2 separate regions of the Homo sapiens genome follow, and region 1 is linked to region 2. Evidence: read pairs that join two places in POLR2A ChIA-PET (ENCODE). Cell type or tissue: OCI-LY7. All regions are shown on one strand. Region 1 holds the start of LOC105371378 (a long non-coding RNA gene). Region 2 overlaps CRISPLD2 (cysteine rich secretory protein LCCL domain containing 2).

Region 1 (5,000 bases), 86 kb before region 2:
TAGTAGAGATAGGGTTTCACCATGTTGGCCAGGATGGTCTTGAACACCTGGCCTCAAGGGATCCACCCACCTCGAATTCCCAAAGTGCTGGGATCACAGGTGTGAGCCACCGCGGACGACCTATAAAAACTTTTATCCCTTTCATTTTCTCATAGACTCCCGTTTAAGTTCTTGCTCTGTTTTGGGGGAAAGTGTTTATTGTTTGATTTTCTAATAACGAAAACATTAGAGTAGCTTCATTTATGCTGCCTGTTTCAAGCCAATACACTGCTCAGTTGTGTTTGTGTATTTGAAAAGTCCCCTGATAGGAACTTTCTGAGGGGTGCCTGTGTTGTTGGCACATTTGAGAACTAGACAAAATCTAACTCTGTGTCTTTTTTCTTTCTTTTTCCCCTATTATTTGGTTTTGTTTTTTTAACAACCCCTCTGGAGTGTGTTTTGGTTCATGGGATCAGGCCACGTGCCCTGGTTTTCGAGGTATAGCCTTGGCTTTCTTGGGTCGGGTCTAATAACCCTGACCTTGGACTTCCCACGTGTCCTTCAAAGAAAGCAATTATTTTTGCCTATTTTCTGAGTATGATGGTATTCTCCATTTGATTTAACAAAAAAATTCTTCCTCTGCTTTAAAAGACTGAAAGCCTCCCTGTAAGGTGCTGATTGCCTTCCAGATCTGAGGACCCCGTCTCTGCCTCATTCCTCCTGTTTCCATCAGAAGACACAGGTCTGGGACTCAGCGCAGCTGACCTGTCTGTCCCTCTCTGCACAGGTAACCACTTATTTATTGCTGCTTAAAGTAGAGCTTCTGATACCCATGGGGCTGGCAAGAGACCCTGACATTCTTGTCTTATTTTATCACATACAGTTTACTCCTGGGCTCTGCAGAGAGAAGTCAGTGCCTCAATTTTCCATTGAAATATGCACCCTTGGCATCCTGGCAGGTGAGCGGCGCCCCCTTAGGGCTAATACAGTGACATAAAATGTGTCATATTTTTGGCTGTGTGGTGGCTCATGCCTGTGATCCCCACACTTTGGGTGGCTGAGGCAGGCTGACTGCCTGAACTCGGGAGTTGGAGACCAGCCTGGCCAACATGGTGAAACCCCATCTCTACTAAAAATACAAAAATTAGCCAGGCATGGTGGCATGCACCTGTAGTCCCAGCTACTTGGGAGACTGAGGCAGGAAAATCCCTTGAACCCGGGAGGCAGAGGTTGCAGTGATCTGAGATTGCGCCACTGCACTCCAGCCTGGGCGACCGAGTGACACTTGGTCTCAAAAAAAAATTAATTGTCATATTTTTGAAAAAGTATATTAGCTTTGCAATGAGTAAAGTTCACTCTCTAGGAAGATGTCCCTGTTTCCTGTGGCTACAAATGCTCCCTGCCACACTGGGAGGCCGCACCTCACTGCGCCGGAGTGCAGTCTTCAGTGGGGTCCTCTGCTGTGACCGAAAGAAGGGTGCAGCCGGGCCTGCTTCCAAGGCTAGGGTCTGAGACCTGGAGTGTGTCCATGGATATCAGATGTTGAGCTACAGGGGACCGGCAGCCCACAGCAGCACCCTCGGTGGCTACCTTAGGGTGTTCCTGTGGGCCTCCCCCCACCAGCACCTCCCTCCAGCTTTCCTGCCTCCATCCCCCCTCCAGGACACTTCCTCCTCTGGCTAAAGGTTTGGCACCTTTCATTTGAGAGAGATTAACAGCAAACACACAGGGCTTTCTGCAGGCCAGGGCTGCTGCTGAGCTTTTGCCAGGCATTTGGTCCTCTGCCAAGCCCATGCATAGTTTCTGTCTACATTGTGCAGTTGGGGACTTGGCACCTGCCCAGCACCTATGCTTGGGGCCCCTCCTCTGTGCTGCAGGCGGGTGTTCACACCCTTTCATACCCGCTGTCATCTCCCTGCAGCCCACCCTGCTTGACGAGGTCATCACTGGTGCTTAGGAGTAAACTGGAATGGCAGACAGAGCCCAGTGGATATTGCAGAGGAACAGAAGGAAAAAGATGTGCATGACGCCTCAGTGCTTGCAGCATTAAAGCAAAAAAAAAAAAAAGAGCAAAGTAGCACAGTGATTAAATAGTCGGGTGCCTGCATTCCATCCTCACCTGCTGTGAACCAGCCACATGACCTTGGACAGGTGGCCTGGTGCCTCCTCTGGGTAGTGGCTGGGAGTGGCACTGTCACCTAGGCCCTGTCACCTAGGCCCAGGGGCAGGAGTAAGCAAGGTAGCAGGTGTGATCCATTAGCACAGCTGATGCTCAGTCACGGTGGCCCTGGCACTCCTCAGAGGGCCCCTGCCATGCCTGGGGGAGGAGGGGCTGCAGTCCGTGCCCAGTGAATGTACCACCTGCCTGACATCGCAGCGTCCACTCTGGCAGATGCGACACCACGCCTAGTGAGGTCTGAACAGGGACCCTCAGCAGTGCGCCCACAGGTGCACATGAGTGATGACCATAGCTGCCCGCTGGTTGTGCCCTCCTGGGCAGGAAGCACACCAGGGAGCCCTGGCAGAGCAGGCCCTTAGGGAGCACCCAGGAGGGCCTGGGGCTGGGGCCTCGATTCTGGGCAGCCAGCCTTCGGGACCTTGGTCACGCGCCTACCTGGACCTCTGCCCCTGCCTGCCCTATCCCTCATTAGAATCCCAGCCCTCCTGGCTGTTCTGGGTACTCTGATCAAGCCAGACAGTGCTAGTTCAGCACTGAGAGAGTGTGTCCTGTCTGGTCAGGGACCACCAGGGTAGACAGACATTCACTCCTAAGTTCCCACCGAAAAACAGCACGAGGGTATATTGGGCAACCAGGTGAAGACTGTTCCAGAGCCAGTTATCCCAGAGGAGCTAGGAAGCCTTTCCCTCTGCTGTCTTCCTTTTACTCAGACACGTCCTCCAGAGCTGGCTGCATGTGCATTCCCTCTGCTTTCCTGGAAGTCCCCTCCTTTCCATCTACAATGGGACTTTTAAAAATACTCACAGTCACTAGTGCACAAGAAGAACCATTCAAAGCCGGCATCCAACCTCAGATTTGCAGCAACCTAAGATTTGTTTGCAAAGGAATAGAACGATAAAGCTTCAACCCACCCACGTTTATAACTGAGAAGAAAACACACACTTCATTTGGTAAATACAGCAAACAACTGAAAGTATGCTTTGACTCTGTATTGAGGCCAGTTAGGGGATGGAAAGGGTGAGGCTAAGCAGGTAAAGGAAATGGAAGAGAAGGTCAGGAGAAGGAAAATGTGAGCTAGGCAGGCGGCTCATGCCTGTAATCCCAACACTCTGGGAGCCCAAGGCAGGAGGATCATTTGAGTCCAGGAGTTTGACCCCAGCCTGGGTGAAATAATGAGACTTTGTCTCTACTAAAAAAAAAAAAAAAAAAAAAGTTAAAAACAGTAATAAAAGGAAAATGTAGAGGGGAGAAGCAACTGAGAAGAGAGGGGAGAGTGAGAAGGAATGAGCAGGGAGGTGGAGGGCGTGGGGGTGGCTTTGTTTTGGCCTCATCTTTCCAGGGAGACAGCCCTGTGGCGATGGCCAGGCCACGATGCTAGGCTGCTCTTGGTCATTACCAGCCCCTGAAATCAGCGTCCTCAACCCTAGCCCTGTCATCTCTGCTGGGAGTGGGTCTCTATTTCTTTTCTGCAATTTACATTTAAAGCAGAGTTTACCCTGGAATTCTGAAGGTTTCGGTGTTGAGGTATGGTTTGCATTTTAGAAATTCATTTTGGAAATGTGAAGATGTCTTCTATGCGGCTTGAAAGCCCGTCTGACGTTCACAAGCTGTATGGCTCAGGTCTTCAGTGCCTGAAGGTTATACAGCAAACCCACCTTGACTTTGACTTCGGAGTCTTTTCCTCCTGAAGCCAAATCTGTTTCAGCATTCTGGTCTCGTTAATTCTCATGGTGACAGTATATTAATATGAGCCAAAGAGAAAATAAAATTCACTGAAAGAAAATAAGGCTGAGCCTCATTACGCCTGTAATCCCAGCACTTTGGGAGGCCGAGGCGGGTGGATCATCTGAGGTCAGGAGTTCAAGACCAGCCTGGCCAACATGGTGAAACCCCCGTCTCTACGAAAAATACAAAAATTAGCCAGGAGTGGTGGCACACGCCTGTAATCCCAGCTACTCTGGTGGCTGAGGCAGGAAAATCTCTTGAACCTGGGAGGCTGAGGTTGCAGTGAGCTGAGATTGCGCCACTGCACTCCAGCCTGGGCGACAGAGTGAGACTCCATCTCAAAAAAAAAAAAAAAGAGAGAAAATGAGAATAAATAAGCAGCCATTCCACCTCTTGGGTCAAAGCTTCCAAATTTGCTTTTTCTCCAAGGAGTGGCAGCCACAGCAAAACATCTTCTGCAGCGTCTGGCCAGGGCGTTACTCCAGCCCAGTTTTGCCCTGGACTAGATTGAGTCAGGTCGTGCATGGAACGCAAGCACAAACCACGGTCAGCTCCTCGAGACTGACCCACTGGCCCACTGAGCAGAGGAGCCCCTGGGTCTCTGGACGCTGCCCAGTTGTTGACATCCTGAGGCAGGTTTGCGGCTGATGGAGCAACAGGGACGGGCTGGGCCCGGCACCTTTTTCACGGAAATGATGAGCTCTGGACAGCAGTGATGCCAGGGCCCATAAAGCCTCAGGCGCCCGTCATTGCTGCTGCCTGCGTGTGCTCGCTCACCGCGACGGCGGCGGGCTGGAGGAAGCTGTGCAAGAGCCAAGTGTCTACCATGAGTCTGCATGTTCATATGGTTCAGATTTGCCTTGGAATCCCCGCGAGCCAAACTCTTTCATTTCACTTAGTAAAAGGGATGCATTGACTCAGATGTTCTGTCCTATTTAAATGAGAGGGGCGCGGGAGGTGATGGAACACAAAACCATGAGCCATGGCTTTGCTGGGGAATGCTGTGGATCTGGTGTGTGATAGAGAGAGAGTGTGTGTGCGTGTGTGTGTGTGTATGGCAAAGTGCACAAATCGCACGTGTACACCTCAGTGGCTTTTTACACATTTAGACGTGTGT
Region 2 (5,000 bases):
TTGCTTTGCCACCTGCTGGCTTATTTCCAGCTTTTCACCATTATAAACAGTTGCGGCCAGGTACGGTGGCTCAAGCCTGTAATCCCAGCACTTTGGGAGGCCGAGGCGGGTGGATCACTTAAGGCCAAGAGTTTGAGACCAGCCTGGGCAACTGGCGAAACCCTGTCTCTACTAGAAATACAAAAATTAGCTGGACATGGTGGCATATGCCTATAGTCCCAGCTACTCGGGAGGCTGAGGCACAAGAATCGCTTGAACCTGGGAGGTGGAGGCTGCAATGAGCCGAGGTGTACTGGTGCACTCTGGCCTGGGTGACAGAATGAGACTCTGTCTCAAAAATTAAAAAATGATAAATAAATAGTTGGGATATGCTTGCAGGTCTGGCTTTCTTGACTTTTTGCTTGGAATATATATTTACAAGGGAAGCTGAAGAGCTAATGGATATGAATGTTTAAGTCTTTCTTAAAGATTTTCTTAAACATTAGAGTGATTTACACTTCCATGAACAGCAACACCATCATTGAGTTTTACCCTATTAAAAAATCCTTGCAGGCCAGGCATGGTGGCTTGTGCCTGTAACCTCAGCACCTTGGGAGGTCAAGGTGGGTGGATTGCTTGAGCCCAGGAGTTCGAAACCAGCCTGGGCAACATGGCAAAACCCCCAAAATTAGTTGGGTGTGGTTGTGCACACCTGTAGTCCCAGCTACTTGGGAGACTGAGGTGGGAGGATCACCTGAGCCCAGGAAGTTGAGGCTACAGTGAGCTGTGATTGCGCTGCTGCACTCCAGCCTGCGTGATGGAGTCAGACTCTTTCTTGGGGTTTTGTTTGTTTGTTTGTTGGTTTGTTGAGACTGAGTCTTGCTCTGTTGCCCAGGCTGGAGTGCAGTGGCACGATCTTTGCTCACTGTAACCTCTGCCTCCAGGGTTCAAGTGACTTTCCTGCCTCAGCCTCCCAAGTAGCTGGGACTACAGGTGCCTGCCACCACACGCGGCTAATTTTTATATTTTTAGTAGAGATGGGTTTTTGCCATCTTGGCCAGGCTGGTCTTGAACTCCTGACCTCAGGTGATCCACCTGCCTTGGCCTCCCAAAGTGCTGGGATTACAGGTGTGAGCCACTGTGCCTGGCCTTGTTTTTTTTCAAATGAGAAAAAAAAAAAAAAAAAAAAAAAAAAAAAGACTATGGTTGACCTTCTATTTCTGTGGATTCAACCGGCCTCTGATTCAACCAACCTCAAATTCAACCAACTGCAGATCAAAAATATATTTCTTAAAAAGTGTGTGGTATTACAGTATAATAATAAAAAACTGATACAAATTTTAAAAACAATACAGTGTAACAACTATCTACATAGCGTTTACCTTGTGGTAGGTATTATAAGTAATCTAGAGATGTTTTAAAGCATATGGGAAAAGATGCAAAGGTTATACGCAAATACTAGGACACTTTACATAAGGGACTCGAGCATCTGCAGACTTTGGTATCCTAGGGAAGTTCTGGAACCAATCCCCCACGGATACCGAGGGACGACTGTATTGTGCTTGCGTGAATCAGTCTGCGCCTGGGTAAAGTCTGACTTGTCCAAAAACAATGGAATCCACATGAATGAAGCTTTTCTATATTTAGTAATAGAGCCATCGATGAAAAAAATGATAAACTCATTGTGAGATGTAATCAACGTGCTTATCTCTGAACATCATTTTATTTCTTCCTCGTCAGGTACCAGTGCCCAGCAGGCTGCCTGAACCACAAGGCGAAGATCTTTGGAACTCTGTTCTATGAAAGCGTGAGTGTGGCCAGTCCTCCTCTCAATGGCTTGTGTGGGATCCTGTTGCATATGTTTAAAGCAGGTGGTTGGCTTTAGTAGGAAAAGATTTTCTTTCCACTCCTTAGTCAAACCTGGCATTTCTAGAACTGGGGCGGGTGTATATTTATGGGCTTACAAACTAGCAAAGCCACTTTCGGGGACCAATCCTCCTGAAGGCCAGTCTCCGTCTTAGACTGAGCATTCACACACTGGACCGAGCAGGGAGAAAGGGATGTTTGTCACTCTTCTTAGTTTGTAAAGCAACTCAGATGAGTTTTTAAGGTAAGCAACCCCAGGAACAAATATGTGGTTACAGACAGAGGCGAGAGGCAGGAGCAGAGTGAGCTTTGGCCTGTCCTTCAGGCTTTTAGTGAGTTGAGGACAAATGTTTGGGTATTTCTGGTGAAACTTGCTGACAGAGGTTGAGAATGTGCCTCTGGTCTTCTCTTCCCTTCCCGCCAGTCGTCTAGCATATGCCGCGCCGCCATCCACTACGGGATCCTGGATGACAAGGGAGGCCTGGTGGATATCACCAGGAACGGGAAGGTCCCCTTCTTCGTGAAGTCTGAGAGACACGGCGTGCAGTCCCTCAGGTAACTACTCTGTGATCGGGGCTCTGTGAAACGGTTTTCCTGTTTATGACGGTGTTGTTGAAATTTTGAAAAATACCACACAGGCCGGGCGTGGTGGCTCACACCTGCACTTTGGGAGGCAGAGGCAGGTGGATCACCTGAGGTCAGGAGTTCAAGACCAGCCTGACCAACATGGTGAAAGTCCGTCTCTACTAAAAATACAAAAGTTAGCCAGGCGTGGTGGCAGGCACCTGTAATCCCAGCTACTCTCAGGAGGCTACGGCAGAAGAACCGCTTGAGGCCGAGGCAGAGGTTGCAGTGAGCTAAGATAGTGTCACTGCACTCCAGCCTGGCCAACACAGCAAAACTCCGTCTCAAAAAAAAAAAAAAGAAAACAACAACAACAAAAAAAAAAACAAAAAAAAAACCCACAGCTCTAACTCTAATGCAAATGTGTTTTTATAATTTGATCATGATATTAATAATAACTTCTTTGTAATGTTTTAAATTTATCTTCTTAAAATTTCTTTATTTTGCAGCTGTGGTTAGATTAAATTTATCTTATACATTTGAAAACCATTATTCTTAGAAGGGATCTATAGGCCTCACCAGGCTACCAGAAGAGTCCTTGGTACAAAAAAAGTTAAGATGCCCTGGTCTAGAACATTCTAAGAGCTCTCAGGCTGATAGGAAACAAGTAGAAAAGTGTGAAGTCGAGACTGCAAATAAGATAAGTATAGGAGCAAGCGTTCACTTTTAGAAGCAATTCTATTTGCATTTACCTAATGCCCGTTTTTTTTTTTTTTTTTTTTAAACAGCAAATACAAACCTTCCAGCTCATTCATGGTGTCAAAAGTGAAAGGTAAGCTAGCCAGTCTCTTTTGCGACCATAATACCTGGGTTATCTCAGATTTTCCTGGAAATTTCACTTCCTTTAGTCGCTGATTTAATGTTTATCATGCGTGTGAACATTATGGTTCTCATCATTGTCAAGCCTTTTTCAAGACGTCATCTCTTTAACCAGCTTCTAAGAATATCTGGACTGGAAATTGGCCTGAGATCACTGAACCAGAAACACAGGGCTGAGGTTGCCAGCTGAATGTCACAGACATACTGATGCCTGGGGCTAAAGTGGCTGAGAGGTTTCACTGGGAGTGCCACTTTCTGTCGATTGGTAATGGCTACCTGGAGTGTTGTGTTAAGAAGGATTCTGAGGCCTCCATCTGGGCTTAGTGGAAAACAGAGCTTGATAGATTAGTAATGTCTGCCATGAGCAAGAGAGGGAAGTGAAGGGAAGTGTGTGGCACTTACTTGCCATCTCTGGCCCAGCTTTTTACATTGCTTAGTGTATGTTCATTTGGAAGGTGGGATGCACGATGGGCGAGCACACTCCAACCAGAAGTGAAGGGATGGATCATAGCTGCCCACACTGTGCCCTTGACTAGAATAATCTCAGGCAAGCAAGGATGTAGGAGCCATTCCAGCTTCCTCCCCGGAGCTCTGCCGGCAGACCATGCCTTTGTTTTGGGACAGCAACTCTTATCATTTGCCCTCATGCAAAAGTTCTAGTTAGATATCTTTATTAAAATATGTAGTAGTTTTTTTTCTTATTGCAAAAAGAATGCCTGTTTATTCCAGATAATTTAAACACGGAGTGGAACATTTTTTTGTAGTGATGACCTAAATTCCAGCAGCCAGAGATAACCATCGTGAACACTTTGGCAAATATTCCAGTTTGTTTTCTCTACATATTCAAAGTATGTACATTGGTAATATATACATCGATGACTTTTAAAACTTGAAATGGAGTTACATACAATTTGGTAACCTAATTTTTTTCTTAAATAATTATGTGTCTGGCTGATGCAGCAGCTGACACCTGTAATCTCAGCACTTTGGGAGACTGAGGCGGGAGGATTGCTTGAGCCCAGGAGTTTGAGACCAGCCCTGGCAACACAGCAAGACCCTGTCTCTGCAAAAAACACACAAAATTAGCTGGGCAGGGTGGCACACACCTGTATCTCAGCTACTTCGGAGTCTGAGATGGGAGGGTTGCTTGAGCCTGGAAACTTGAGGCTGCAATGAGTCATGTTCATGCCACTACACTCCAGCCTGGGTGACAGAGCAAGACCCTGTCTCAAAAAAATATATACATATGTGTGTGTGTGTGTGTGTGTGTCAGGAATATATTTCTGTGCCTTTAAATCAAGCTTGTCCAACCCACAGCCCATGGGCTGCATGTAGCCCAGGACGACTCTGAATGTGCCCAACACAAATTTGTAAACATGAGAAACATGAGATTTATGCATGGACTTTTTTTTTTTTTTTTTTTTTTTGTAGCTCATCAGCTATCATTAGTGTTAGTATATTTTATCTGTAGCCCAAGACAATTCTTTTTCCAGTGTGGCCTAGGGAAGCCAAAAGATTAGACACCCTTGCTTTTTTTATTTTATTTTTTATTTTGTTATTTTTTGAGATGGAGTCTCTCTCTGTCGCCCAGCCTGGAGTGCAGTGGCGCAATTTCAGCTCACTGCAACCTCCTCCTCATGGGTTCAAGTGATTCTCCTGCCTTAGCCTCCTGAGTAGCTGGGATTACAGGCACCCGCCACCATGTCCAGCTA

The links. ChIA-PET counts read pairs that join two places held together with the same protein. Peaks named below come from ENCODE experiments on the same cell type or tissue, not always from the same donor. Only the 100,000 strongest peaks of a DNase experiment are listed, where the experiment ranks them.
Region 1: POLR2A ChIA-PET joins it to region 2 with 8 read pairs; 4 of 35 experiments call an interaction of 5 or more read pairs at or near these places.

The regions. Positions count from the first base shown.
Region 1 is chr16:84,784,550-84,789,549 of GRCh38, forward strand. LOC105371378 (a long non-coding RNA gene) reads left to right here and starts at 47. Exons shown (of 3, transcript XR_001752293.2): 1 at 47-766; 2 at 863-938. In OCI-LY7, a CTCF peak has its summit at 949 (motif pointing left); no DNase peak of the experiment used is centred here.
Region 2 is chr16:84,870,723-84,875,722 of GRCh38, forward strand. CRISPLD2 (cysteine rich secretory protein LCCL domain containing 2) reads left to right here. Exons shown (of 15, transcript NM_031476.4): 9 at 1,720-1,786; 10 at 2,270-2,400; 11 at 3,198-3,241. Among named protein-coding and RNA genes, the nearest start is that of CRISPLD2, 53 kb to the left of the region's middle. In OCI-LY7, no CTCF peak of the experiment used is centred here; DNase peaks (open chromatin) are centred at 2,469, 2,669, 3,070 and 3,519; H3K4me3 peaks cover 737 bases; H3K27ac peaks cover 2,654 bases.